7 separate regions of the Homo sapiens genome follow, and regions 1, 2, 3, 4, 6 and 7 are each linked to region 5. A link is a loop called in an ENCODE intact Hi-C map of the cell type or tissue named here. Cell type or tissue: MCF 10A. All regions are shown on one strand.

Region 1 (4,000 bases), 100 kb after region 5:
AGAAACTTCCAGATTAAAATAAAAGAAAAAACAACTAAAGACGTGTTAACTGAATGCAGCATGTAGTCTAGGACTTTCTTTTGCTATAAAATATTTATTTTTGGACAGTCGGGGAAGTGAATGAAGTCTATGAACTGGATAATAATATTATGGCAATATTAATTTTTTGATTTTGGTAATGGTACTACAGTTATATAAAAGACTGTCCTTGTTTTTAGAAAATATGCACTGAAATGTTTAAGATATCATGTCTGCAACCTATTGCCAAACAGTTCTGTGGGAAATATACATTATATATATATATATATATATATATATATATACACACACACACATACCCAAGAACTGTTACATATATGTGTGTGTGTCTATATACACACACACACACATATATATATATATATATATATAACATATATATGAAATAAAGAGGGAGGAAGGGAAAAAAGAATTGGTAAAATGCAGAATGTGGGTATGAAGCATACACAAAAATCATTTGTACAATTCTTGCAACTTTCCTGTAAGTTTGAAATTATGCCAAAATACGAAATATATTTTTCAAGGAGAATCCATCATGTTATTATAATTCTCAGTTATGTGTTAGGATTCTCAGTCATGTGGTCTTGGGGCCTAACTTGCTTTTTAAAAACTTTTGCCAGTTGAGTAGCAATCAAGCAATGCTCCCAGTCCTTCACAGTGTGAGGTCCTTGCTTTGAAAGAGTCTTTGCCTCTGATTCTTCTTTGCTGAGATGGCTCCTAGGGGGAGGATAGAACCGACCTACCAGCCTGTAGTCACCTCAAGAGGACCCACCATTGTGAGTATTCTAAACAGAGCTTCCCGTTCTGAAGGCATGAGCAATATTCAACACTTTCACTCAAAACTTTGGTTGAGCCTGTTTAATTTGGCTTTCCTTTAGTTTTACTCTGCTATGCTTGGATAACTGTGTGCATCTATTTACAGCTTTCCCTGTTGTCTGAGAACGTGGCTTTGAGACAGTGTCATAAGCCATTTCCAACACAGATGCTAATGATTTCTTTACATTAGCTGCTCCCCTCCACTTCTCCTGAAGGTCATCTGTGCCATGGGATGTGGGCTGGTCCTCTTCATTCCAAGCAGCTCACCCAGACTGCTTCGCCTGGCCTTTCTTCCGGCAGCTATCATGGTAAAAGGCTTGACACAGCCCTGTTCAGGCTTGTCCGTGTGCCAAAATCAACATACAATACGTACTTCTGGGTTTTTTAGAGCTGACCCCAAAATATCTATTTACCCAGACGTTGACATTCTCATGAGTAATAGGCAAAGCTCCGAGGACATGCTGTTGGTGGCAGAGCAGAATTCAGAATTCCACTCTGAATTGTTGAGTTGGACGGAGACTTGGAGATCGTCAGTTGCAACCATATCATTTTAGAATAGGGAAAATGGGGCTGTAAGGGGTAAATAACTTGCTCATCAAAACTGGGATTAGAACCCAGGTACTCTGTCACCTGGATCAGTTTCTTTTGATTCTACCAAAGGAATGAATGCACTTGAGCGAAATGGCCCCGGGAGCCTGAGTTATTAGGTGGGTGATGGCGAAGGCAGCCTCCCAGATACATACTTTGGGATTAGAGACAACAACGTTTCCAAATCCTTTTTTCAGATTCCTACACGAAGAAACCTCAAACCCAGGATTCAAGCCAAAAACAATGATTCTCAAGTTCCTATGAAATCCTGGATGGATGTTGAACTGGGCAACGTACTAGCTGACTCCCGTGGCAGATGCGAGCCTCAACAAAGCTCCAGGGCTGGCACTTCAAGGGAGCGGAGGTGTGTGTTTGAGTCTGAGTCACATGCAGTAGGCCATCTGCTCTTATCAACAGGATGAGTGAGTGTAAAGGAATATGAAGGCCATTTCTGAAAAGCAATTCAAAATTATATGCCTCCTATTAGCCTGACTCATGCGTTTCTCACAGCCTATAGAAAAGCTTACTGAGATGCTTTACAGAGAAACTTCCAGAAACTTACAGAAAAGTATACAAGAACAGGGATATTTCACTGTCTCTTGGGCCTAGGACAATACAAGGCAGTCAACACTATTGACTCATTCATTCGTTCACTTATTTGTTTCTTTATTTGCGTGATAAATAATCACTGATTTCTACTTCGTATTAGGTGTCAGGCTGTATTACAGCAAGGTGCCACCCTCAAGGAGCTCATAGAGCTGGTACAAACCCTAAGTAACATATGTATTATAAATATATATGTGTGTGCATACACACACACACAACTGAGTTGCCTTTTCAGTAATGTTTGTAGCAGCTCTAACAATAAAAAAGGGCAATTCAATTGAATTTTGACCAAAAGATATGCATAGGCAGTTCAAAAAAAAAAAAAAAGAAATGCAAAGGCCAGCTAAACACATGAAAGGGTGTTCACGTAGAACACCATACTAGAACAGTTTAGAACAGTGAGATACCATTTTTAGATATCAGATCTGCTGAAATTTAAAACACTGACAATATCCAGTGTCTACAGGCTCTGGAGAGCCAGACTCTTCAAACACTGTTGGCACTGGGAATATAAATCGCGATACAATTTTGAGAGCAGTAGCTATCAAAATTTTTAATGTAAGCACCCTTTAACCCTTTATTTCTGCTTGCAGACATCCTTCTCAAATCCATCTCAAGTGGACATTAATTCCTTTCCTTGCCACACAGCATTCCTTCCTCCTTCTAGTGACAAGAGCAAGGCTAACTAACACTGGGGAATCACTCCCCTTCCCCATGTCCAGTTTATGTCACAAGGCATGGCATATGCCTAGTCCTAGCCTATGTTTCTCTCTTTTTTTTTTTTTGAGAAGGAGTCTCGCTTCGTTGCCTGGGCTTGAGTGCAGTGGCGTGATCTCTGCTCACTGCAACCTCCACCTCCTGGGTTCAATCCATTCTCCTGCCTCAGCCTCCCGAGCAGCTGGGATTACAGGCGCCCGCCACCATGCCTGGCTAATTTTTGTATTTTTAGTAGAGACGGGGTTTCATCCTGTTGGCCAGGCTGGTCTCGAACTTCTGACCTCAAGTGACCCACCCATCTCAGTCTCCCAAAGTGCTGGGATTACAGGCATGAGCCACTACACCTGGCCAGCCCTGACCTATGAATGGATTACATCCTCCAGCCACAATAATTAACCTAGAGGTGGGCTTTTGATACAATTTGGGAACATTTCCTTGGGCAACTAAGAAAACTGCCCTCTGTTTTCCAATGGCCTTGGAGTTCTGAGGGTAGAAACCTGGAGCTCCTGGCAATGAAAAGGAAAGACCTGGAGAATGACACGACATGGGGGACGGGGGGGTGGGGGGATCAGTCCCTGTGACACTTCTTGAGCCCTTGGTAACTGATTCTAAAACCAGATCCACCCTTTCACCACATAAATTTGCTTTTGCTTAAGCTAGTTGAGGTTGGGTTTTCTTTTTTTTTCTTTTTTTTCTTTATTTTGAAATAGAGTTTCATTCTTGTCACCCCTGCTGGAGTGCCGTGGCAGGATCGCTCACTGCAACCTCCTCCTCCTGGGTTCAAGGGATTCTCCAGCCCTAGCCTCCCAAGTAGCTGGGATTATAGGCACCCGCCACCAGGCCTGGCTAATTTTTCTATTTTTAGTAGAGATGAGGTTTCACCATGTTGGCCAGGCTGCTCTGGAACTCCTGACCTCAGGTGATCTGCCCACCTCAGCCTCCAAAAGTGCTGGAATTACAGGCGTCAACCACCACGCCCGGCCGAGGTTGGGTTTTCTATTGCTGAAAACTAAAAAGCTCAAACAGACACATTCATCTACAGGATGGCCAGCACATGTGTGCAAGATATATGCACTCACATAGTCATTGCAGCATTTTTTTATAACAGTGGAAAAAGTATCAGGACCCTAAGTGTTCATCAATAGGAGAAATGTTTCAATAATTATAGTATATCACACTATATTATGGAATCTAAGGGTATTGTATTATTGAAAAAAAAACAAGTCACAATGCA
Region 2 (4,000 bases), 410 kb before region 5:
GGAAAGAAAGAAGGAACCAAGGAAGAAAGGAAAGAAGAAAGGAAGGAAGGAGAAAAAAGAAAAAAGAAGGAAGGAAGGAAGAAAGGAAGCAAGAAAGAAAGAAAGGAAGGGAGGGAAAGAAAGGAGGGAGGGAGGGAGAGAAGGGAGGAAGGAAGGAAGCAAGGAGGAGGGGAGGGAGGGAAGAGAAGAGGGAGGGAGGTAAGGAAGGGAGAGAGGGAGGGAAGTAAGGAAGGGAGGGAGGGAGGGAGAAAAAAAGGAAACCAGTTTTTGTTGTTGTTTTTGAGGTGGAGTCTCGCTCTGTCACCCAGGCTAGAGTGCAGTGGCGTGATCTTGGCTCACTGCAACCTCTGTGTCCCGGGTTCAAGCGATTCTCCTGCCTCAGCCTCACGAGTAGCTGAGAGTACAGGTGCCCGCCACCACACCTGGCTGATTTTTGTATTTTTAGTAGAGACAGGGTTTCACCACGTTGGCCAGGCTGGTCTTGATCTCTTGACCTCAGGTTATCCACCCACATCATTCTCCCAAAGTGCTGGGATTACAGGCATGAGACACTGAGCCCGGCCAAAACCAGTTATTTTTTTCAGCCACTTTGCAACCCATTTTGAGAATATACTGGCAATTACACTGTTTTTAATAATGTTGTAGCCACACATGGATAAACTGGTTCATGGTTTACTTACAGTCCGAGTCCCAGGCAACTGTGGATACCTTTACAAAGTTTAAACCCTCTCCATATCCCAAGTGGTATTTTTACTTTTGCACTGGAGCATATAAGAAAAGGTAGGATATGGCAGAATTGCATAAGAATCACCTGGGCGTTTGCTCAAAATTCCGACTCCAAGGCCTCACTGAAGATCACCAGAATCTGAGAGACCTCCAGGTGTAGGCTGCACTATCACTGCCTCCTGAAAGGTCCTGTGGGGTGAGGATGGTGATTAAAAACTGGAGTCCTCAGCGGGACAGCACTAACCTGCCTCCAGTGTAGCTAGTTAACATCTGTAGATTTCACTTTCTTCTAACTCTACGAAGACAAGACCCCAAGTTCCTGTTATACAGAGAAAGTTGTGATTTTGTATATATTTTATTCATTTTGCTTAAAATCCTAAAATCTGACAAAAGGAAACAGGAAATATTTTATTATGGCCTACTCCAATTAATCTAAAGTGGGTTTCAGCTTGATTAAGATAACTTGGAGAGTTGGTTAAATCTTTGTCTTGCCTGAGTAACTTGCATATGTATATTTTCTAAACTTTTGGACATGAATTTCAAGTAGCAAATTCTATTCATCTTAATGGATTCTTTTCTTGGAAGATGTCAGTGGTTCTTCAGAACATTCCACACGAACTCTGTGTCCAAATCATTAACAGCAGTTTTTACTATGGGCACATAAGACAGAAATAAATCTGTTTTAATTACCTGTTTGGATTCTGATACCACGGCTGTTTGCCAAACCTTACTGATACTTCTTGTATTACCTCTTTGAACATATCTGGTGTAGAAACTGGTGTATCTCTTTTGCAATCTCTATAGGATACTATGCACGAATCTACAGTAATGATAGGTACTGCGTCATTTTTGTGGAGTCTGTCTGGTGAAGAAAGTGTCCTTGGAGCCGGTTTTATTTTCTTTGTCACTAGATGTCACTGCATACACAAGTGTGCTACTGTCGCCCAGGGTAATCTGAGCCCTGATTGCTGGGAAAGAGGCAAAATAGATTCTGGAAGCCTTCACTGTGATCCTACTTGGAAGGTATCTGCACTTTGGATCTCTTTGAGGCTTTCTCACAATCTCATTTAATTAGGCTAATCCTCCCTAATACTTTGTCATTTTACAGATTGTGTGAAATCTAATTTAAATATGTGCAAATCTTTTGCTATTCAACGGGACCTTTGCATGGTGAAGCCAAATGTGGTAAACGTATCTTTATTCAATGTTTCTTTCTGGTTTGGAATTATAAACAGAATGTAAATTGACTACTTATATGCTACCTCTAATTCAAGGGTATATCCTGTTAAAACACCAATTTGTTCTCAATCAGAATGAAATACTCAATAAGTACTTAAAATTGCCTGCTTGCTAACCAATCGCATTACATATCTGCTTCAAGCTATTTAATAAAAAAAAGCTTCAAGTAAAACTTGCAGTCCTTCTATCTCCAATGTTCTTGCAAATTCCATGCTTATATTTGCATCTATTGGGGCCCGAGGTATGCTTGCTTAGGAAGAGGACCCTTATCCATGATTTTTCCTGGCCTGGTTAGCTGTGTTTGCAATATGTGCTTGAGAGATTAATTCAGGTTGATACTACAGTGTTCTAGAGAGGCACATTTACATCTTCACTTTTTATTCTTAGCCTCCAAAAGGATTTGTGACAATCTTTTCATGAAGAAAATCCTTCCGGGTCAGTAGTGGAAGTTCACCTCCATATTTTTATTCACCCAGATACCATGGAAACAGCAGTTTTACCTAAGACAATTAGCATTTAGAATTCTCCAACTCTCTTCTTAATCTGCAGGACCAGACATGAGCAGATATTACTGGATCTTGGACAAGTGGGTCTCTAAGGTAAGGCCTTGAACCCTTGCTTGGGATTTCATCTCATAAATAAACACAAATAAGTTATTAAAAATCCAGGTTATAATCCCAAGTGTTTGGTGTGGTTTGTGGAAAATGTGCACCTCAGTTTCCTCATTTATGAAAGGAAACTGAGAAAATCTGCCTTTATGTACCTCATGATGTTGTTAGGAAAATCAAACAAGATAATAGGTTCGAAAAAAAATGAAGACCATTATATAGATTCATACATCATCTTCCTCTCTCTTGTAATTTATTTGTAACACATGAATTTAAATAGATTACAACAGTGGTGAATTCATATCACTTTCAAAAGTTATCTTCCTTTTTGAAAGTTAATATTTTAGCCAGTAATTAAACATAATTAGTGACTTTGTGATCAGATGTTCATTTTCTTCCACTTAGCCAACGGGCGGCATGTGGTGAATTAAAATAGCAGGTGGAATTTTAGAACAGGTGACAGGTTCCTGAGCACCCACGAAGGTTAGATTCAGATGATGGGCGCAGCTTTTCTTTAGTATAGCAGAAACCTTGGGATGCCTGGGATGAAGACAAGGGAGAGCAGAGTAGGCAGAGAGCAACTGCCACCGTAAAGCCTGGACAAGTCTCAGAGCGATAAATCTGTTCATTTAGGGCCCAACATGAGTTTTTCTTTCTGAGAAGTATAGCCCAAGTTATGCAAATCTGTTAGATATGAAATCGCTCTTACAAAACAGCATTTGGATGAGTCCCAAGTAAACAAATCAGACCCACGCAGATCAAATTTTCATTAAAATGCATGATTTTAAGAATGGGGTGGGGGAAGGAAGCTGAGAAATCAAAGGTGACTTTAACTACATCTTAAATTCAGTTTTTGCCCCAAGTCTATGTTCTATACAGCTTTCTGTTTTTCTTTTTAAAACGCCGATCCCACCAAATAAGCTAATTGCGCTGATGACAGCACATTTGGTAAACGGTGGCCTACAGACCTCAGACGGCTCCTCTCTGCCTTAGTTCAGATTTCTGTGAGCACCACAAGGCTGAAGGGATCCTCTAATTATGGGTGGGATTAGTGCTCAATAGCCGATGTGTTGCTCTTCGTGGCTTGCAGCCCTCGTGGTTTCTCTGCTCCTTATGGTCACTGTGGCCACCTAGAAATTCTTTTCAGGAGCATAATAACCGGATCAGCTGCTGCAGGCTGGAGCCCGGCGGAACAAAGGGAGGCGGAGGGTGCTCCCACCGGCCTCTGCCTGCTCACAGATCCCAGCGGGCACCCCCGGGGTCACAGCAGACAAAACCAGAGTCCAGCCCCATTTGATAGGGCTCCATCCCACACGACCCACTGCCCCTACTTAAGGTCTGGGGGATAGGCTCCAACAGCGTGCACTATTTGCCAACAAAAGTACTAGCAGTGGAAAGAAATACACACCCAGGCACTACAACACACA
Region 3 (4,000 bases), 310 kb after region 5:
TCTGAGAGACCCAGAGATTCGGTTTATGAGACTCAGAGGTTCAGTTTTTTCACTTCCTTGGCTGGACAGTTTTGTTTTTTTTTTTTTAAATTCTGTCCTATATATCAACAGTGAAAGGAAAGTAGTTTCAACAAATGGTTAGACCATCAGATGTAAATATAAAGTGAAACTTGACACCTACCTCACGCTATATACAAAATTTAATTTGAGATGGATCACACACCTAGACAAAAAAGCCAAAACTATCTTCCTGATCTTTGGAATAGGAAAAGATTTCTTAGGATCCAGAAAGCACCAAATATTGAGAAAAATAGTTGTAAAATTGTTAAATTTTCAAAATTAAAAATTTCTGTTAACGAAAAAAGCACCACTAATAAAATAAATAGGTATGTTACAGACTGGGAGAAATGTATTTATGTATTCAAAAATACATGTATCTGGCAAAAAGGACTGGTACCCAAAATATGTAAAGAACTCCTACAAACTGATATTTTTAAAAAAAGCAAAACAAAAAACCTGAGTTTGAATAGACACTTCACAAATAGGATAAATGAATGGCTAATAAGAAAATGAAAAAAGTGTTCAATATCATTAGTCATCAGGCAAATTAAAATTAAAACCACCAAGAGATACAACTACAATACCCACCAGAATGACTACAGTTAAAAAGACTGACATAACATGAAATGTTGGTAAGGATATGGAACAACCCAGACTCTCATACTTTCCCAGTGGAAATGTAAGATGGTCTAACCACTCTGGCAAATGGGTTTGTCAGTTTCCTGTAGCTAAACGTACATTTACTTATCAACTGAGCCAATGATTCCTTCCCAGGTGTTTACTCAAGAGAGATGAAGTATATGTGCACACAAAGACTTGTATGCAAATATTCATGGAAGTTTTATTTATAATAACCCAACGTGAAGACAACCCAAAAGTCTACAACAAGAGAACAAATTGTGCCATATTCATGCAAGGGAACACTACTCACCACACTACCGATAGACTCAACATGTATTCATCTCAAAAACATTAGGTTGAGCAAAAGAAACCAGACCAAAATAACATATACTGTATGGTTCCATCTATATATAATTCTAAAACAGCAAAATCAACGTGTGATGAAAGGAATCAAAACAGTAATTTCCCAGGGGGGTAAAAAACTGGGTGAGAACTGTCACAAAGGAACTTTGTATGTGATAAGACTATTCTGTATCTTGATGGGGTATGTTATGTATACACTGCAATCAGTTCCTTTCACTATATTTAAATTATACATCAATAATAAACAATTTTTAAACACTGTGTAAAATGCACTCATACTTGTTGGCAGTTATTTAAAATGTAGGTATTACGTCCCTGAAAATGTGTGGGAGACCCAAATGAAGTTTACCAGGTAATAAACTGTGAAGCATGTTGAAAGATGGTTTCCTACGATGTAAAAGAGTGCACTTTAGTGTGTTACAGTTTAGTGTGTTGCAACCAGCATTTTATTTTAATGAAAGAGAACTGAAGATAATATTAGAATGCAATACAAAATATCAATGTGTCATATGGTTAGATCAAGAATTGTTTTGTGAAATGTAAGTAAGTGTGTACTCAGTTATGATGGAAAGCCTATTTCTTATTGTGGGTTGTAATAAAAAATGTTTGAAAACCACTCAAGTATACTGTTAAAGTCCTTCTCAACTGTTGGTTACAGAATTTAACCTTTAAGGAGTATGCTGCCACCAGGTGGAGGTCGCATGCCACAACTACAGGATCTTAGCCACGGAATATTAACCTTTCCTGTGCCATGGACTTATTTAGCCAACTGTGAAGCTGATGAAAGTTGCTCAGAATAATATTTTTAAATGCATGAAACACAACACATAGGATTAACAAGAAAACCAATTACACTGAAGTACAGTTATCTTAACGAAAGAAAAATTTGAGACATAGGAATGTATGTCCTTGTTTATTAAGGCATTGGGTCTTGTCACATAGTGATGGATCTAGTACTACTACAAATCTGAAGTGGCGATAAGCATAAATGATATCTTCATTATCTGCAACAACCTTAATGTAATATGAAAAGAGCTATAATTTCTAATGGTGACAAATACTGCTAATATTATTCATATTTTGATTATGAATCCCACGTTCATAATAAAAAGGAAAACTAAATTTACTAGAACTTGATCACAATAAAGACGTAACTTTTTCCCATGCAAGTTCACTGGCCTCTGAATTCAATCACAGGCCCATTGAAGTTCCAAGGATTCTGGAATAAAAGCCCTTCCAAAGCGGTAAAACATGTCTCAACACATTTTATTGCAGGTTCCTACAGGTGCTCTTTCCTGATTTTTTAATCTAAACCAAGTTCACTGCTACCTTTTCATTAGCAAAACTAATTGTTTTTTTTTCTTGTAACCCTCCTACCACCGCAAAACTAATTCTTTAAAAAAAAAAAGGGGGTGGGGGGAGGGGAATCTTAAGCTTAAGCAACTTGAATTGATACTGTAACAGCAGCTTGCTGAAGAATTAACCTAATAGTAAGGTCCAATTTGGTATTTTTCTCACCATTTTGTGACTTTGATCACAAATAACCTAGTCTAAGTTTGAAAATAAACAGATTGAGTAGAATGTCTCTTTTTAGAAAAATAAATTGTCAAATCTTACTGTGGTGAGCAGACTTTCCTGGGGTTTCTGGAAGCCTCCACTGTTTGGCAGGCAGTCCCCTCCCCCGCAGGGGGCTCTCCCTCTGCAGCCTGCAGTTCTGAGCTCTCTCAACTCCCTCCCACACTAGGCAGAGGTATTCTGCCTTTCCAAAGTTCCCTGCTCTCAAAGCTTTGCTTCTTGTCACTCATGAGAAAACAGAAGTGAAAAAAAAAAAGAAAAAAAAAAGAAAAGAAAGCTTCTTACACTGCCAGCAGCACAGCCTCCCTTTCTCCTCCTCCTAATTAGGAGAAGGTTATTTCTAGTCTCAGAAGATCAACTCTCCAGCTTTCTTCTGAGAGAAGCAACATGGTAACCATCACTTCTTTCTCAGCCCAGAACTGGTCACTCTGCAGAGGCCAAGCCACCTCTTGAGCAACCATCAGGCTGCTAGGAATAGCTTCACATTGCATGCACTGGGCTGCGAGTCCCCCAGCCAGGGTCTGGTCTGGCTTCTATCCCCTCCACCCAGAGGATTCAGCCAACAACAGGGGTGTCACCCCCAACTCCTCCCTTCCCCTAACCCTCCAGAATCAGTCACGCATCTTGTCCATTTTAATTTTTTAGAGCGTTCTCACACACACTTCTCTCTTGCTCTGCTGCTCCTATCTTCTCCCACTTGGAAGATTACAGTCACTTCTGTTGGTGTCCTGGATGAACCCTCAATGCATATCTGGGAAATCTCTAACCTATAAATCGGATCAGTCCACTCCTGCTGCAGCTCAGAGCAGCAACTCACAAGCTCTAATGAGGCCCATGTCTTTGTCTCCTGCACCTGACGTTTTCATCCTTGGCTTACATTACAACTTGCCTCGCTGCTTCCATGCTTGTTGAGATCCTATGCATCCTCGAACCCTAGCAGGAGTGTGGTCAACTCTGTGAAGCTATTCTGAACAGTTTCTCTTTCCCTGCTCTGGACCAGCCCATTCTTCATGTGATTATTTATTTCTACATTAAGTGACTGGTCCATGTAGGGCCCCCATCCTAGGCTATAAGCCATGGAGACAGGTCTATACCTCTGCCAATCTTGCATCCCCAGTGACCAACACACTACCAGCCCTCAGTGAATACTTAATATTTAATGAAAGGAAGACAAATGAAAAAAACAAATGACAGAACAAGTTAGCCCCAAGAATTGGGCAAATCACAGCCTTGTCTGCAAAGGGAGAGCTCTAAGCCCTTTCCAGGGACCAAGCCGTTACTATTCGGCCCAGTGCACTGATACATCATAGAACAACTTCCTCTCTCCCTATTCTGGAGTAGCGACAACTCTGCCATCAGCAACAACAAGCAGTCATTTTTC
Region 4 (4,000 bases), 150 kb after region 5:
AGAAACAGCTTAAGTAATTGGATTGGTATATGGGATTGAATGTCTGACAACAAAAGATAGCCATCTCTATTCGACCACCAAATCTTTGTTCCAGCAATGAATTCATTTAGCAATGTGCTTAGAGGCTCCTGAGCCTGGGCAGAAATAACAGACTGGGGACACAAAAGCTAGGCCAGCTGATGAGCCCAGAGACAGAGGCTGCGCAGTTCCAAAAAGTTAATTACAGTGGACAAAGGCAGCAGACGATGACTTGTTGAATCATTACTATAATCACATTACTGCACTGCTCTGAAGTTCCCAGCCAAGGTGGCATTGCTGCTTCTCATTCTGCCCATGTACTTCATACTCATTTGCCACCTGCAATTTACTGTGTGTGACTTCTCAGTTGACATGCTTTTAACAGCTCAGCTTGTTTGTGTATGCTAGACATTCTTAAATTTTTCATATTTTTCTATCAAAAGAGCCTGATAGGAGAAAAGTGTTAAAGTAGCTGGTACAGAAAAAGTTGGTGTTAAAATTATCTATTTGTCTCAAAATTTGTGATTCAGGAAAGCACTATCATGCATTAGTGCAACTATTGCAACATAATTGCAATATCAAAATCATATATTTATGTATATAACTTTAGAAAGGTCTAAGTAGGGTTAATATAATATAAAACAAAACATCGATTTACAGCTTTAGGTAGGTCTAAAGAAGGTGAATATAAATCAGAATATTGACATCTAAAGCCCATGCTAGGGTGAAAAGTATCAAGGAGTGCCCATACTCAGTGATTCTGAAGCAACATTATTAGTTAATAGTTTCCTAGAAGTTTTGACATGGTTATTTCTTGACCACTGGGTATTCAGTTTCCTCAGCAGTGTGACATAAATTATTTTCACTTTTAACTTCTCTGGGACTGTTTTGGTCTGTCTGGAAAACATACCAGTCAGCGAGTGAGAAGAGCATCTCATTTTATAATAAACAGAGATGGTGGTACAATAATCACAGCTAAAACGGTAATAACACAGCAGCAATAATAATAGTAGAAGTGGTATTATTAATTAATAATTATTTTAGATAGCCAACTTAGAGTGGATTCTAAATATTTCTAAAGGAAGGTCTGATTTAGCCATACAACATTCTGTAAGAGGACTCAGGCATCATTCTACATTAAAATGGAAAGAAATAGCAAAGCCAGGGTGCCTTTGCTTTCTCAAACAGTGGCACCAAAGAAGCCCAAATACAAATGTCTTGACATCTAGTCCAACACTCCATGTCTTTAAAAAGCATCTTTCCGCCAAGATTCCTTGCCCAACTTGGCAAAGATATAGAACCAGCTTCATAGTCCAAATTGTGACTTTGGATTGCAACTGAAAATACACAATCATATTTTGTCCAAAGTTGGCATGTTTTTCCGTTCCCAACTTATCATCCTGCCAAATGGAGAACGTAGTCGCAAATGCTTGGAACTATAACCATAAAAAAAGGTTGGAATATTTCTAATCAGGGATGAACATATTTTTTTATTTTAACATAAATCATGAAGAGAACCTTAGAAGGATTTTTGCTCAGACCTTCTTGGCAGAGATTTCTGGGGGCTTTGCTGATGTTTTTGAGGAGAAATGTTCAGAGGAAAGGACACTGGTACGTTTCCAAGCCAAGCGGTCACTCCTTTGCTGGGAGCAGGTGATTCCCGCATCCACACAGCCTCCAGAACACACCACGTCTGTGACCATCACATTCCACAAAACTGACGTTACCTTGATAAAAACAGGTCCCCAATTCAACAAAACATCCCAAACACCTGCCTAAATGCCTTTGTCTCTTTTTTGTTTTCTAAAAGGGACTGAAGTTGCAATCGATCTGTACGTCTGGCAATCAACTGCAGGATATTTGCCGTATCCCTACACACAATCCCTACACACACGCGGAGCTTAAGTGGATCCTGCGCTCTACAGAAAGCTCCTCCACAGTGCGGTCCGTCGGGGCCTCCGAATCCCCCTCCAGGCCTCAGGCTCCTTCCGTTCCCACCATCCTTTCCTCATTCCACATGCCCTTCCTGTACTGGATACAGCTTTTCTTTTCCTAGGACTACGTATTTCTTCCATCCTCCCCAGGATCATAAAGCCCTCAAGGGTAGGGATGGTGAGGTTTATGATCTTCCCATTCCTCACAGTGCCTAGCACAGAGTGGCATCCCATCAGTGTGTCACGGACCCATTAGGATGGACTGAGAACATGAGACAGACAGAATCTGTTGTACTTAGGTACAACGTGAATAGGCATTGATGACTTGCCTTCGAGGTCAACGTCAGTTTACCAAGAAAATAATAGGCTTTCAGTTCCAGTGTTTGCAGTCTTTCTAAATCATCCAAGGTGTGACTGGAACATGACCACAGCTTTGTATAAACCCCAAACCTGACAGCCACTCACAGTGTTACAGGAAATGTGTGTCCACACATAGACATACAAAGCCTCTGTCTTGGAGCGGTAAACACCCGCGGCGTCTGTGACTAACGGTGAAATCACTTCTGTGCCGAGCCGACGCCCTGGCTCCTCTCGCAGTGCCACTGGGACAATACAGGTAGGCATGACATGGCTGAGCACAGGTGGACGGATGTCCCGTGGCCTCAGTCATTTCACATGTCACTCTTTTCTTACCTATCATTCTCAGCCTCACCCCCTGCCCCTGCTTGGCCACGGAAGGCTGCTGCTTTTTGAAGGTATTCTGGAAAATCTCTGATCAAAGGGTCTTTCCCAGCTTCTTTGTAGCTCCTAGTTGGTGCTGGAATGAAGTCCTACCAAGAGCCAGGCTGATTTCTGCCCCTTACTCTTCTGCCTGGAGCATTCCCAGGCCTGTTTTTCATTATCAAATTATCTGTCCTTCCCATTGAGCACATGGTCCAACATAGACACAGTAAGTTGGCAGCCTAAAACACACAGGCCACACTGGGCCTGCAAGGGGATTTTGATTCTTCTTGACACTATTCGTTTGTTTCATAAATTCATCACCAATGTTTTTAAGTCAAGAAATTTTCTATGTCAGTTCAGATGTCTAACCTCTTTTTAAAAATTGGAAGGTTTGGCCACCTCTGGTTGGCATTTCTACCTGGCACCAATCAACTGAAGCTGAGAAATGGCTGTCTTTTTAGCTGGGGAAGCAGCACTCCACTTCTCCACTGTTCCCATCCATCCCCACTGTCCCCATCCATCCCCACTGTCACACACTTGACCATCCCATGAGCTCACATATGTACCTTGCATGGCAGAGACGGGAGAGCAGTTCACAAAACATGGTTTCTCTTTCTGAACACACAAGACTATATATCCTTATTTGTACACCCATGGTTATAGAAGCATTATTCACAATAGCTAAAATGTGGAAAAAACCCAAGTGTTCACTGATGGATAAATGAATAAGCAAAAACGTGGTATAGACACACAACACAGTATTATTCAGCCTTTAAAAGGCAGGAAATTCTGAAACATGCTACTACCGGGAAGAAGCTTGAGGACGTTATGCTAAGGGAAATAAGCCAGTCACTAAAAGATGAACACTGCATGATTCCACTTACAGGAGATACTTAGAGTAGTCAAAATCATACAAGATAAAAAGAGTTCTGGAGATGGACGGTGGTAACAGATGCACAACATTATAAATGTGTTTAACACCATTGAACTATATTCTTTAAAATGGTTAAAATGGTAAATTTTTTGTTTTGCATATTTTATCGCATTTGATTTTTTTTTTAAGATTATAGTCATATGACTGAGCTCTGGCCAGAAGAATGTGTATAGCAGTGACATGTGCCAGTTTATGGTGAATGCCATAAAATTTCTCACATGTGATTTTCCATGTTCTTTTCCTCTCCATTTGATGCAGTCAAACCACATGTTGAATATGGCAGAACCATCATATGGAAAGATCCCAGGTTGGAAGATCCACTTGCTGACTAGAACAACTTTAGATAAGTAAGAAATGAAAATACTTCTATTATGTTTCAGCCATTATGCAT
Region 5 (4,000 bases):
CTGTCCCTATGAGGCTGAAGGGAGCTGGGGAATTTATTACCAATTCTATCCCTCATTGTTGAGAGCTATCTCTGGGACTGGGACTATGCAACAGTGTCTTCCAGACTGCTCCATGCATAGGTGAAGCATCCTCGGAGGATCATATGCATTTGGGCTTAAGGATGCAGAAAGCCATCAGCACATACTTGGCCTATCTGCAAGTGACTTCCTGGTATGGCCAAAGGAATATGAGCAAGACAACGACAACAGTGAATACAGGAGTGCAATGCAAGTCTTAAAGTTCCTTGACCATCTTGTGCATTCAGACAGAACCAAAACCAAAGGAACCCACCCAGGGAGGACCTATCCTAAATTAATTTCTGGAAAAGGATACTGTACCATCTTTCCCGGTAACTCATTCCAAAGCTTATCGGACTTTATAACATCTCTATTTACCATCAAAATCCCTTTGGGTGAGATCTTTTCTTCTACATTAATTTCCAACGGAGAGAAAGAAAGAGTAAGGCTGACAATATATTTTCATTCATAAAATAAAAAGTATAAAAAAGGACATGGCATGGCTTTAGACCCTGCTAGGTATGCAGAAAAGAATGTTCTTTGAGCTTAAATGTTCTACTCTAAAAATGTAAAAACCTATTTGAAAATGCCTACCTTCAAATACGTTGACCCCTCTGTACAGGACACACTCTAGACATATGCTTCCAGAGTTGTATTTTTGGAAATACTAAAGTTTTGCACAACTATCTTCAAGTTGACAAGTTTACACTTCAAAGACAGAATGCACACCTGAGCCCTTGAAGGCAAAAACCAAACAAAAGTCCTTAACTTTTATGAAATACCTTCTTTCCACTCTTTCCCATTCTTCCAGAGAGAGCTTTCATTTTATCTTAACATCCTTCTGTCCAAAGGCAAAAAAAAAAATTCCCAAATCAATTCATAAAGGCAAGAACTTTTATCCACCATCCATTTCTAAATAAAGAAGGAAGGAATACCAAAGCAAAACAACCATACCTATTATAATTGCTTTCTTTGACTTCTAGCCAAAACTTCTTAATAGGGACAAGATACGGTAAGTGACAAGGAGATGGTAGAATCTGGCTTTTATTTAGAATGTTGGTTAAGCCCATTTGCAAGTAGGCATCTTTACATCTTTTCATGTGGAGGGTTTATTTTCTCTATATTTGGGCAGAGCCCGCTGAAGTAACCAAAAACCACTACCTCTGGGGAGGAGCTGTGATGTAGACCAGAGAAAGTCTTAGTCAAGGTAACTGAGGCCAGAGATCCACAATGAAACTGTACTGTATTATTTCATTTTTCAAACTTACACATTCTCCTACACCCTTTTCTCTGGATATGATTTATGTTCAGTTGATTTTGTTACAGGTCTGGAATGTTTACACAAAGGCTTAATAGACATTTACTTTGGAAGTTACATTGTGAGATAGAATCAAGGAATTGGCCCATTGCCGAAGTCAGAATGGGAGGCCACCTGGAAGTTAATGATCACTTTGCAAAGACCAGGGGCCTGTAACAAAAGGTTCTAGAAAAGTAGAGACTTCATGTAATAACACACTGTACTCAGACATCCATCTTTGGAACGACTGAAGAGAAACCAATGTTTCATAGAGACATCTACCGATAGAGACGTCCAGGACACAATTACTCAATACTTTCATACTTTAATGTCATATTTTGTGCTCTACTTTACAGTTTATATATGCTTTTATGTAACATTTAAAATAATGCTATCCAAAATGATTCCTATAACCCCATTTATCAGATAATCTGCTTTACATATTTCATTCATGCTGAGTTTACCTTTGAGGCAAATATAAAAGAATTATGACTTTCACTTTAGAGATGAGGAAACTGAGACTCAGAAAGGATCAGCAACCTACTTGCTCAAGATTACATCATGCATAACTGGCAAAAACCACAGTCCCTTCAGTAATTTCACCACTATTCTACGGTTGTTTTGTTTAAGCTATTACTTTTTCTATGATTCAACGGTACCCACAAATACTTATCAAGAAGCATTAACATCACCAGCCTGAGCATAGTGGAGGATAAAAGTAAATGTAATCTCCTTGAGATTATAACCTAATTTGGGAGAAAGGCCTATTTCTTGAAGTGGCTTGTTTTTATATTCAGCGATTTCTTTCTAAGAAATTCTCTGTAATACACAGTGCATCGACAACTAAACAAGTTAATATATGTTAAATCCTTCCATATGGCATAGTATGAAAAAGAATTAATGCTTTAAACAAAGTGCTCAAAGGAATGCTTTTTTAATTTTAGTTTTTATTTTAAGTTCTGTTGGAGGATGTGCAGGTTTGTTACATAGGTAAACATGTGCCATGGTGGTTTGTTGCACCTATCAACCCATCACCTAGGTATTAAGCCCAGCATGCACTCTCTGTTTTTCCTAATGCTCTCCCTCCCCGCACCCCACCTCTCAGCAGGCCCCAGTGTGTGTTGTTCCTCTCCCTGTGTCCATGTGTTCTCATTGTTCAGCTCCCACTTATAAGTGAGAACATGCAGTGTTTGATTTTCTGTTTCTGCATTAGTTTGCTGAGAATAATGGCTTCCAGCTCCATCCATGTACCTGCAAAGGACATGATCTTGTTTTAAAGGAATGCTTCGTAATAAAATGATACTTGACAGACATCTGAAGAAGGTAAAAAAGCAGTCTATGCAGGTATCTGGAGAAACACCAGTTCAGAAAGAGCAAACAGCAAGAACAAATTTCCTGAGGTAGAAATATGTTTGGCTTCTTCACAAACAGCAAGGAGACAAATTTGGCTATAGCAAGACTAGGAAGAGATTGTGTAGAGGAGAGATGAAGGAAGCCTGTTCATGTTGGACCTTATATGCCATAGGAAGGGATTTGACTTTGACTCTAAGTAAGATGAGATGCCCTTGGAAGATTTTGAATAGATGAGTGACATGGTCTGGCTTTTGCTTTAAAAGGAATCATCCTGGCTTCTTTGTGAAAGAGTATAGAGGAACAAAGGCTGAAACAGAAATACCAGGCTTGAGAGATGGCAATGGATGTGGTGAGACATGGTTGGATTCAAGATGTATTTTGAAGATAGTTTTCATGGGATTTTGTGGTGAATTGGATGTGAGGTGGGAGAGAAAGAGAGGAGTCAATGATTTCTCCAAGTTTTTTCAGCTTGAGCACCTAGAAGGATGGAGTTGCCACAGCTGAGATGGACAAGACCAGGGGTGGAACAGATTATGAAGGTTTAATCAGAAGGTCACTTTCTATCTCATGAAGTTTGAGATACCCACTAAATACCCAAGTAGGGGTATTGAAAAGACATTTGAATGTATAAATATAGAGTTTAAATGAGAGAGCTGAGATGGAGATATAAATTTAGGCATCGTAAGATATTTAAAGCCATGAGACTGAATGAGATCATCCAAAACATGAGTGCGAGTGGAGAAGAGGGCCAAGATCTGAACTGAGAGTGGGAGAGCTCAACTTTTAAAGGTTGAGGAGGTCAGGAGAAACCAACAGAGAACATCAATAAAGGAGTCAGTGAAATAGGAAAAGAATAAAGAGAAAAGAGAGGATATGTCCACAATAAAAGATTTATGAAAGAAAGCCCATTGTGGCTTAATTCATAATACCCCCAAGATGAGAACAACACAAATACCCATCAGCAGGAAAATAAATAACCAACTAATGGGATATAAGTCTTACAAGGGAATAATACTCAGCAATGCAAAAGAATAAACAATTGCTACCCACAACAACACGGATGACTCTCCAGACATAACAAACCAGATACAAAAGAGGACCAGCCTGGCCAATATGGTGACACCCCGTCTCTACTAAAAACACGAACATTAGCCTGGTGTGGTGGCGCACCTGTAGTTCCAGCTACTCGGGAGGCTGAGGCAGAAGAATCGCTTGAACCCAGGAGGCGGAGGCTGCAGTGAGCCAAGATCGTGCCACTGCACTACAGCCTGGTGACAGAGCAAGATTCTGTCT
Region 6 (4,000 bases), 140 kb before region 5:
AAACCCAGAGATACTTCTTCCAAAATTTACAGTCTTACTATTTAAGACTGGCAAAAGCAATCTTTGATGAAAGAAGTTGATCCCAAACTGTAGCCTGTTTGAGAATTACCTGGAAGGCTTGTTAAAACCTGTTAAAAGCCCAGCCCCAGAATTTCTGGTTCAGTAAGTGTGCTTCTCTCAGAGGTCCTCAAGTGATGCTTATGTTGCTGATCCAGGGACCACACTTTACAAACCACCGTGGTAGGTTAATGGGCACTGGTTTCCCTAACACTAACTCCTCCATTCCTCCTCTTTCCAACCGAGATGGTAACAGGCCCTTCTTTGTAATAAAGATTAGGCAATAACTCCCTGATTTTGAGACACAGAAGGAATTGCTGAATATAGGAAGGGGGCCTGCCATTGTTGGAGACTTCTAGTTCTACAAGAAACAAGTTTGGCCTCTGAAGACAGACTGTAGATTTGTGAAGAGTATTCCTGCAGAAACCCCCTCTCCCAGCCACAATTCACCAAGAGGATGCCTTCTAATCTCCAAACCCTTGAATGATGTAAAGAATACAAAAACAGGGGAGGGGAGAAGGTCCCACTGTAGTGGGAATTCTGAATATTGCTGAGAAAATTGTGAAAGTAGATGGAGATTATCTGGGGAACTCACAGATGAAATTCTGGGTGGCTCCGTGCCAGAAAAAATAACCCATTACAATTAAAAACAAGTTAAATCAAACTGTCTGGGCTTAATTGAGCCTACTCTGAAAGTTTCTCTTCAACAAACATGGTGCTTTCAGTAGGTGAGAATGAAATTGTCCAGTCCCTTGAAACTAATTTAAACCCCCACCTCTTCCACCCTTCAGGCAAGGGATGCAAGGCTTTTTCTGAGTGAGTGGATGTTGCAAAGTGAAGAGGACAATTCCAGGGATTCAAAATATCACCCAACTCATACACAAGGCAATACCTACTTGTAGCCAACCAATATCAGACTTTGTTATAATTGCAAGGGCTAGTTCCATGGAGATGCTACAGAACTAGCAGCACATATGTGATTGCAAAACCTAGTGCTGACATTGTACTAACACACATACACACACAACTCTAGAGCAATGTCTGAAAACTAACTTGGGACAGTTGGGAAAATGGTTTCCAGAAAAATCTCAGGAGACCTGAAACATCTATGCAGATAATCAGTACCTACCACTTAAAAACTCATCTTATCCTTCTTGTTCACGTCTTATTTCTCTTTATTGTTTTCAAGTCCTGCTTTATATTAATCCAATGACATCTGTGCAAAGGAGTCAGAGGAGTCATAGGGAGTGAAAGGTGGCCAGGAAGACAGCAATGCTCAAAGGCCACTTGGACTTGGCTTGAGCCCACATCTCCCCTGAGGCCTCTATTCATGCCCATACTCCTTAGATTCTGAGCACATGCATGAACAGGCAGACAAACGCTAAAGGCCATAAATAAGCTAAGATTAATAAAATTTTTTAGAGGAAATGGAGAAGAGTGAGAGAAAGCTGCATGTCTTCAAAATCAGAGAAGCAAATAAACAGAACTGTTCTGCCAATGTTTGCTTTCCCCTCTGGCTGTCAGAGGTTGCAGCCCAGGCCTGAACTTGCCGGGACGAGGGTGGCTCTTGGTGGCTCAGCCTGTGTCCAGAGGATTTGTCGATTAGTCACAAACTTGGTCTCCCTGTGTGTCTGAGAAAGAGCCATGACTCATCTTGACAACTGTCAGTATATTACCTCAAATGGGCACAGGGAGAGATGAGCAACCTGGTGCCGGAAAAGAACACAAAAGGGCTGATGCCACTTCCTGCAGTATTTCAAGGTTTGGGCTAGAAGAGTTTATGTGGCAAGAATGCTAAGCTGGGAGCAGCCCCGCAGAAAATGACCGCGTCAGCACACTCAACATCCTGCCATTCAGACGTAAGAACGGGCGATGTTAGCTCAGAGGACATGAAATTTATTTCCATAAATAAAAATGTTATGTTTCTTCACATTATTCACTTTCCCCAAACAGAAATTCACACTTCAAAAAATTAGCTTTTGGTTTTAGAATTCAGTCAATTCTGCATACTCGACTCTAATATTATGATTTTTAAAAATGTACATCTACGACCCAGCAATTCCACACTTAGGAATATTCCCAAGAGAACTGCGTATATGTGTTCACTGGAAGATATGCATTAGAATGGCTCTAGCAGCATTATTCATAATAGCTCTAAATTGGAAATTCTCCAATTGCACATCAACAGTGGAACGGATAAATGATTAGTGTATATTCATGCCATTGAACTACTACACAGCAATGAGAATCTATAACCACATACAATGATATGGATGAATTCCATAAACACAGCTTTCAGGAAAAGAACCCAGACACTAGAGATTCACCTCATATAAAAATAAAAATAAGCAAAACTAACCTATTCTGCCAGAGGTCAGGAGAGAGATTACACTTGGTCAAGGTGGAAGGAGAGGAAAAGTTTCAGGAAGGAGGGGCTGAAAAAGCTGCTTCTAGTTCTCGATGTTGGTTATACATACATTCAGTTTGTAAAAGCCATCAAGCCATTTGCTTATGACAATGTCACTTCTCTGCATGTGTGTCATACTTCAATACAAAATAAGTACATTCATGCAAAACACCTATTCAGTTGTCTTTGTCAAGATTTGTAAACTAGAATGTGAATGTAGTAAGCAGTGCAAATAAATGCTGGGAAAATTTGCCACATAAACTATTCTGCTCCAATTGTCACATCAGTAAAATGGAGCAAAAGGACACGTAGCACACAGGGTTAGTTCCCTGCACAAATCATTGTCCTTTTAAGTGTCTCACACTGGCGAAGGAGCATCTTCTATCATAAGCTCCGGGAAGTGATGCATCTTTTTGCCATCCACAGAAAAAGGAAAGGACCATGTGGTATAGTATGTCTTCCTCCCAAGTTTTCCTAGGGAAAAAAAGCTACATTTATCATGAATGTCTCTTTCTTCCATCCTTAGATCCCACTCCAAAGATTAAACGTAATCAGGGGAGACATTCAATCAATAGAAAACTCATTTTGCCTAGATAAATAACAAATGGGTCAACTGAAACCCATAAATCATTGCTTAAGCCTCAGCCAAAATTGATCAGAGAAGTCTTTTCCCAAAAAGGAAAGCTTTCTTCTCTTTAAAGGGCAGCATGCTCTGGATAACAACAAAACTCTTTGACTAAACCTTCACATGAGGATGTGTTTCTGTAGAGATAGCCTAATGGAGTTGGTAAAAGGCCCACTATCCTTTGATAAGAAGTTCCAGGACTAGTGAATCACATGAATTATTTCAAGTCTCTATAATTAAAAATTCCACATAATTGAAGCATACCATTTTAAGCAAAAAAAAAATTTCACTTTAAACATGTTAAATGAAAATACCTCTAAATTATTTCAGGATTGATATTCATTTGCAAATATCACCTGGACATGAACCCCAAGGCATTAAGGACTTTTTGAGTTCAAAGCCTTAAAGGTGGCTAATCGAGCCAGGGCAGGAGGCAATCCTAAGGTTCTTTAGGCTATTTTAGCTCTTGAAATAAAATCAGTGAAAATCATAGATATAGTGGCCATGTCTTCCAATGCTGACCAATTATTGCCATAATAAGTAGCTATAAAGAAATATAAGAGGTTGTCAACTCCCACATTTTCCTTCTATAGGTGAAACAGAAGCTAATTGGTGAGCTATCCAAGATCATTCAGTAACGGGTGGCAGAGCAAGAATTAGAGCAAGGTTTCCTAACCTCCAAATTAGCCTCCATTCTGCCATAAGACATGGTCTTTCCCATGAGTCTATGAAATATTTTCCTGGACCCAGAGTGCAGAGCAGGTGTTCCCCTCAGCCTGCACTGTGGGGTAAAGAAAGAATAATGCTGGCAGAACTGGCAGAAGTGGACAGGGGGAGAACCACTATACCCCCAGACAGAAAACCAATGCAATTCTCAGACACATAGACCTCTTCATTTAATGAAAATGGAT
Region 7 (4,000 bases), 62 kb before region 5:
AACTATGATGAGGTAACTGACCCATGTTTCCCAGCACATGGGTCTTCTTTCTGCCCAGCAGAGGTTTCAGGGTCCATCAAGCCAGCCATCTGCTCTCTCTCCTGGACCTCCTTATGTTCAAGGAAATTAGGCCATCATGAGCTGTGCGGTCTTAGGTCAGAGAATAAACTGTCTTTTTGTATGGAGTCCTACACACATGTCTGGGGTGAAGCCTCCAACATCATTAGCATCATACTCATAGACAACTGGCTCTGACAGCTGACAGTGAGTTATAGCAAATACAAGACTAAAAACTGGGAAACCTAGTAAGCATGGCCCTCTTCAAAGCTGAGCCATGTGGCAGTTCTTTCAACAACTGTACAAGTCTCAGTAAAGAGAAGCAGACAGTGAGAGCTACTTCCTAATAAGGACCATTGAGTTCTTAGTAAGCAGGCTGTGGAATCAACCCTTTCTTCTTAGCCACTCACCAAACTCAAAAGACTGTGAGATTTATGAGTTTTTAATTAGCTTTCATTGCATCATTAGTACCTTCTCCACTACTGCAAAGCAGAAAGGTATAATTTTATAGTGTTTACTGATCATGTTATTTGATTGAGGATGACAGCTAGCCTGCCTAGCATTCTTAAGAGCTGAGGAAAGGATTGTGAAAGCTCAGAGTCAGGAGGGGTGGGAAGGGAGACATCAGGGAAAAGCAAACACTTTTAGCTCCATATGCATGAAATCACTGACTCCTAGCCCATTCTGTTTGGAATAAAAGATATTAGCATGGCCTGTCATAGGACTGCCTTCGTTTATTAAAATAAATAAATAAATAAAGGGGGGTGGAGAAAGAGCAGGGAAGTGAAACATTTGCAACAATGATTCATTTTATATCAAATCATAGGTCAGATGTTGCCAGAGACTCAAGTCACACCCACCATAAATACAAACCAGACACCTCTGTCCACTGGACCTCTATTTAGACTCAAAGAGCAGGCACAGTTGTCATGTCTTACTGAGCCCATACACACACCTTGCTTTCTTCACCTGTGAAATGAGGGGTTAAAACTAGGTCCTTCCTCAGATGTTTTCCATCACTAATCACTAAGATTCTGGGATCCCAAAGCCAATATCCAATACTTGTCTTCTCCATGCCAGTGCCTGTGCCAGGAACTCTTACCAGTGCCATGAGTCCCAATAACCCTGGAAGGTTGGCATCATTCTAAACCCCGTGTTATTAAAGAAGAAACTGAGACTTACGTGGGTTAGGAGCCTTGCCAGGTTCTCTATTTCTCACAGCCAGGTGCAAGATGACCAGGGTGGGCAGCCTTAGGCCCCACCCACACCTACTGAATCAGAATCTGCATTTAACAAACCCCCCAGGTGATATGTACCCATGTTAATGTCTAAGAAGCAGTGCCCTAGGTCACAAAGCCACTGAATGTCAAAGCCAGAAGGCACATTCGAATCCTCTGATGCTGCATCTTGTACTTTTTCTACCCATACCACATCCATGATATCTCCTTCCAGAAGAAACTTATCCATTTAGCTCTTCTTATCAACCCTGGTCAGGATGTCATGCAAATCTCAGGATACCCTCTGCAGTCTTTCTCTTGGTATTATTTAAATCCATCAGGCACTACCAGAATAATTCCCTGGATGGTTTGCATTCTGCTGCCACTCCTGCATAATTAAATTAAACTTTTTAAAAATAGATTTAGGGGGTACAAATGCAATTTTGTTACATGGCTATATTACATAGTGCTGAAATCTGGGCTTTCAATATAACCATCACCTAACCATGGAATACTACTTAGCCATAAACTAATCATTAATCAAAAATGATAGCATTGCCAGTGGCCTTGGAAATAATAGATAAACCAACTTTTCAATGACATCAAGAATAAGGCCTAAGGATACAACCTAAAAGAGAAGCAAAGATTTTTTTATGTCTCTTTTGCTGATGATAAAGCAGCAAAGAACCACTGTGGGTACCAGGAAGATCTTTCTTTAATGAGGCTTGTCTTTGGCTTCTCTCTTGATACTTTGGCTTAAAAGACATCAGAGGGGACCTCCACTGTTAACAGTGATGGTCTCGAGACCCCCAGGCAGACCAGCCCCCCATTAGTTGGGTTACTCTGGAGTTGTAAACACGGTGCTCTCCCAATCTGTTTTCCAAGATGAACTGTATATAAAGCATGTGTGTGGCAGGAGATGATAGCACACTTGAGGCTTTCAGCAATCGATGTTTACAGACTATAATGGAAACCACAAGTTTCTTCTTTAACTCAAGTCAGTATACATTCCTTCAAGCCGCAGGCAAATTGGAGCAGGGAAGGGGGTTGGGAAGGCTTCACAGTGAGTCATCATTTCACATTTTTTAACAGCTTAATGAACATCCAGAAATGCCGCATTAGCCAGCAAAAATACAGTCCTTTTTTTCTCCCATCAAATTCAGCAATGACCGTATTTGGACGTGGGATTCCTTGAGCATCTACATTAAGTGACTTCCCTTACAGAAGGTAAGTGACTAAATGTCTAGTCTGCCACACAGTTACAAGCAAAAGCATATGAAGAGCCCATAACTAAGTTAATAACCTGCCTTGAAGTTAATAACCTGCCCTTGTTTTGCCCCAAGTTTGGGAGCAGGGAAACATTACTTCTAGGTTCCATTAATCCCCTGAAAAACTCAGCCCAGAGTGCTTGGAAAAGAAGACAGAATTCTCAGATCTGCAGAGCAGCTCTCAGCCAAGATTCATGGTGCTAACAGACAGATGGTAAATAAAGCTGGGTTCTAAGGCTACAGCTGTGTGCCTCTGCATCTCTCAGATCTATGTGTGCGATCATTAAAATTTTTTAGATCATCTAAAATAGCAGTCTCTGTGTAACCTTGGCAACTTTGCTATTTCTGACATTCTTTTATATTTTATGTACAGAGGTCACATGCATAATGTGGGTAAAATAATGAAAAATGTGTGTGTTTGTGCATGGATATTTTAATGCTATATTATGTAGTCATTAGTCTTTTAATGGCTGTTTGAATTAAGAAGGTAGAAACTGAGTTTTTTTCCAAGTTTCGTCCTGAGGCTCGCATAAATTGTCTTTTGTCTTTTCACGCTTTTTTCTCCATTTCGCCTTAATACTATAGGCCATATGCTAGCACTCAAGCCAACTACAAGATCTGAAGGATTCTACTTGTCCCATGAATCAAAATTTGCATTTTTAGATCACCTGTGAGAATTTTGCATGAGCCTGAAAGGAAAGAGGTTTTGAATCACTCAGTCTCATAAGAATTTTGTAAGATTTTCTTGAATTTACAAAAAATAAACTGCAAGCATACTATTTCTGGAATGATAGTAGGATATGTAACCTTGAAATTTCATGGACACTTCCTCATATCCCTACAGATTGTCTTTTCAGCTACCTGCTATTTCAAAGTAGTAATTCATTAAAAGATTGAATTATAACTCCTGTAATATTTGTGACAATGGATAAAAACATTCCCGTTACATAATTTTATATGAATTAAATTGAAGTCCTGCTCAAAAGAATCTGAAATTCTTTTGATAGGTGCTGATAGAATTAGAGATTTTAAAAGTAAACACATTTTTAGTCTGCTTTTACTTCATAAATTACTCTAAATAAAGCTGATTCAACCTTTTTTAATTCACCTAACAAAAAAAAGGTTGTCTTTGTATATTTATCACTCAGTCTTGTTAGAACATGTTACTAGTTAGCATAGTTTTCTGAGGACTACTTCAAGATAATTTCATAACTTTTAGCTCAGTTTTCACATTTTTTTCATTTTTCTTGAGCAAGAAGAAAAGAATCAAGTCAGGAGTCCTATGCATTATGGGGCCCAAAAGGGAGGTTTTAAATATACACAAGTGATATACAAACATATTTGTCCTTTCATTCATTATTTATTCTTTCAGTAGATACTTACCGAGGATCTAGCACCTGAGTGCTACACCAGGTGCTGGGAGACTCTGATGTACGAAATTGACAGAGACTGGGTAGC

The links. Peaks named below come from ENCODE experiments on the same cell type or tissue, not always from the same donor. Only the 100,000 strongest peaks of a DNase experiment are listed, where the experiment ranks them.
Region 1: it touches region 5 in a loop (4-fold over the local background); 5 of 110 quality-filtered maps call a loop at or near these places.
Region 2: a loop joins it to region 5, with 7 times the contacts of the local background. A loop is called at or near these places in 9 of 110 quality-filtered maps.
Region 3: it touches region 5 in a loop (6-fold over the local background); 6 of 110 quality-filtered maps call a loop at or near these places.
Region 4: a loop joins it to region 5, with 2.6 times the contacts of the local background. A loop is called at or near these places in 6 of 110 quality-filtered maps.
Region 6: it touches region 5 in a loop (5-fold over the local background); 3 of 110 quality-filtered maps call a loop at or near these places.
Region 7: it touches region 5 in a loop (3-fold over the local background); 8 of 110 quality-filtered maps call a loop at or near these places.

Annotation. Positions count from the first base shown.
Region 1 is chr20:10,759,176-10,763,175 of GRCh38, reverse strand. No RefSeq gene overlaps it. Among named protein-coding and RNA genes, the nearest start is that of LINC01752, 8.1 kb to the right of the region's middle. In MCF 10A, no CTCF peak of the experiment used is centred here; DNase peaks (open chromatin) are centred at 1,195 and 1,755.
Region 2 is chr20:11,271,898-11,275,897 of GRCh38, reverse strand. It overlaps LOC339593 (a long non-coding RNA gene), which reads left to right and starts at 2,515. Exons shown (of 2, transcript NR_038972.1): 1 at 2,515-2,564. In MCF 10A, a CTCF peak has its summit at 1,641 (motif pointing right); a DNase peak (open chromatin) is centred at 1,647.
Region 3 is chr20:10,551,284-10,555,283 of GRCh38, reverse strand. All of the region lies in intron 2 of SLX4IP (SLX4 interacting protein), which reads right to left. Among named protein-coding and RNA genes, the nearest start is that of MIR6870, 96 kb to the left of the region's middle. In MCF 10A, a CTCF peak has its summit at 1,735 (motif pointing right); a DNase peak (open chromatin) is centred at 1,733.
Region 4 is chr20:10,704,575-10,708,574 of GRCh38, reverse strand. No RefSeq gene overlaps it. Among named protein-coding and RNA genes, the nearest start is that of JAG1, 33 kb to the right of the region's middle. RefSeq lists an enhancer at 1,905-3,104. In MCF 10A, no CTCF peak of the experiment used is centred here; a DNase peak (open chromatin) is centred at 2,444.
Region 5 is chr20:10,859,236-10,863,235 of GRCh38, reverse strand. No RefSeq gene overlaps it. Among named protein-coding and RNA genes, the nearest start is that of LINC01752, 110 kb to the right of the region's middle. In MCF 10A, no CTCF peak of the experiment used is centred here; DNase peaks (open chromatin) are centred at 1,455 and 1,915.
Region 6 is chr20:10,999,698-11,003,697 of GRCh38, reverse strand. No RefSeq gene overlaps it. Among named protein-coding and RNA genes, the nearest start is that of LINC02871, 25 kb to the left of the region's middle. In MCF 10A, no CTCF peak of the experiment used is centred here; a DNase peak (open chromatin) is centred at 1,727.
Region 7 is chr20:10,921,444-10,925,443 of GRCh38, reverse strand. No RefSeq gene overlaps it. Among named protein-coding and RNA genes, the nearest start is that of LINC02871, 100 kb to the left of the region's middle. In MCF 10A, no CTCF peak of the experiment used is centred here; a DNase peak (open chromatin) is centred at 2,303.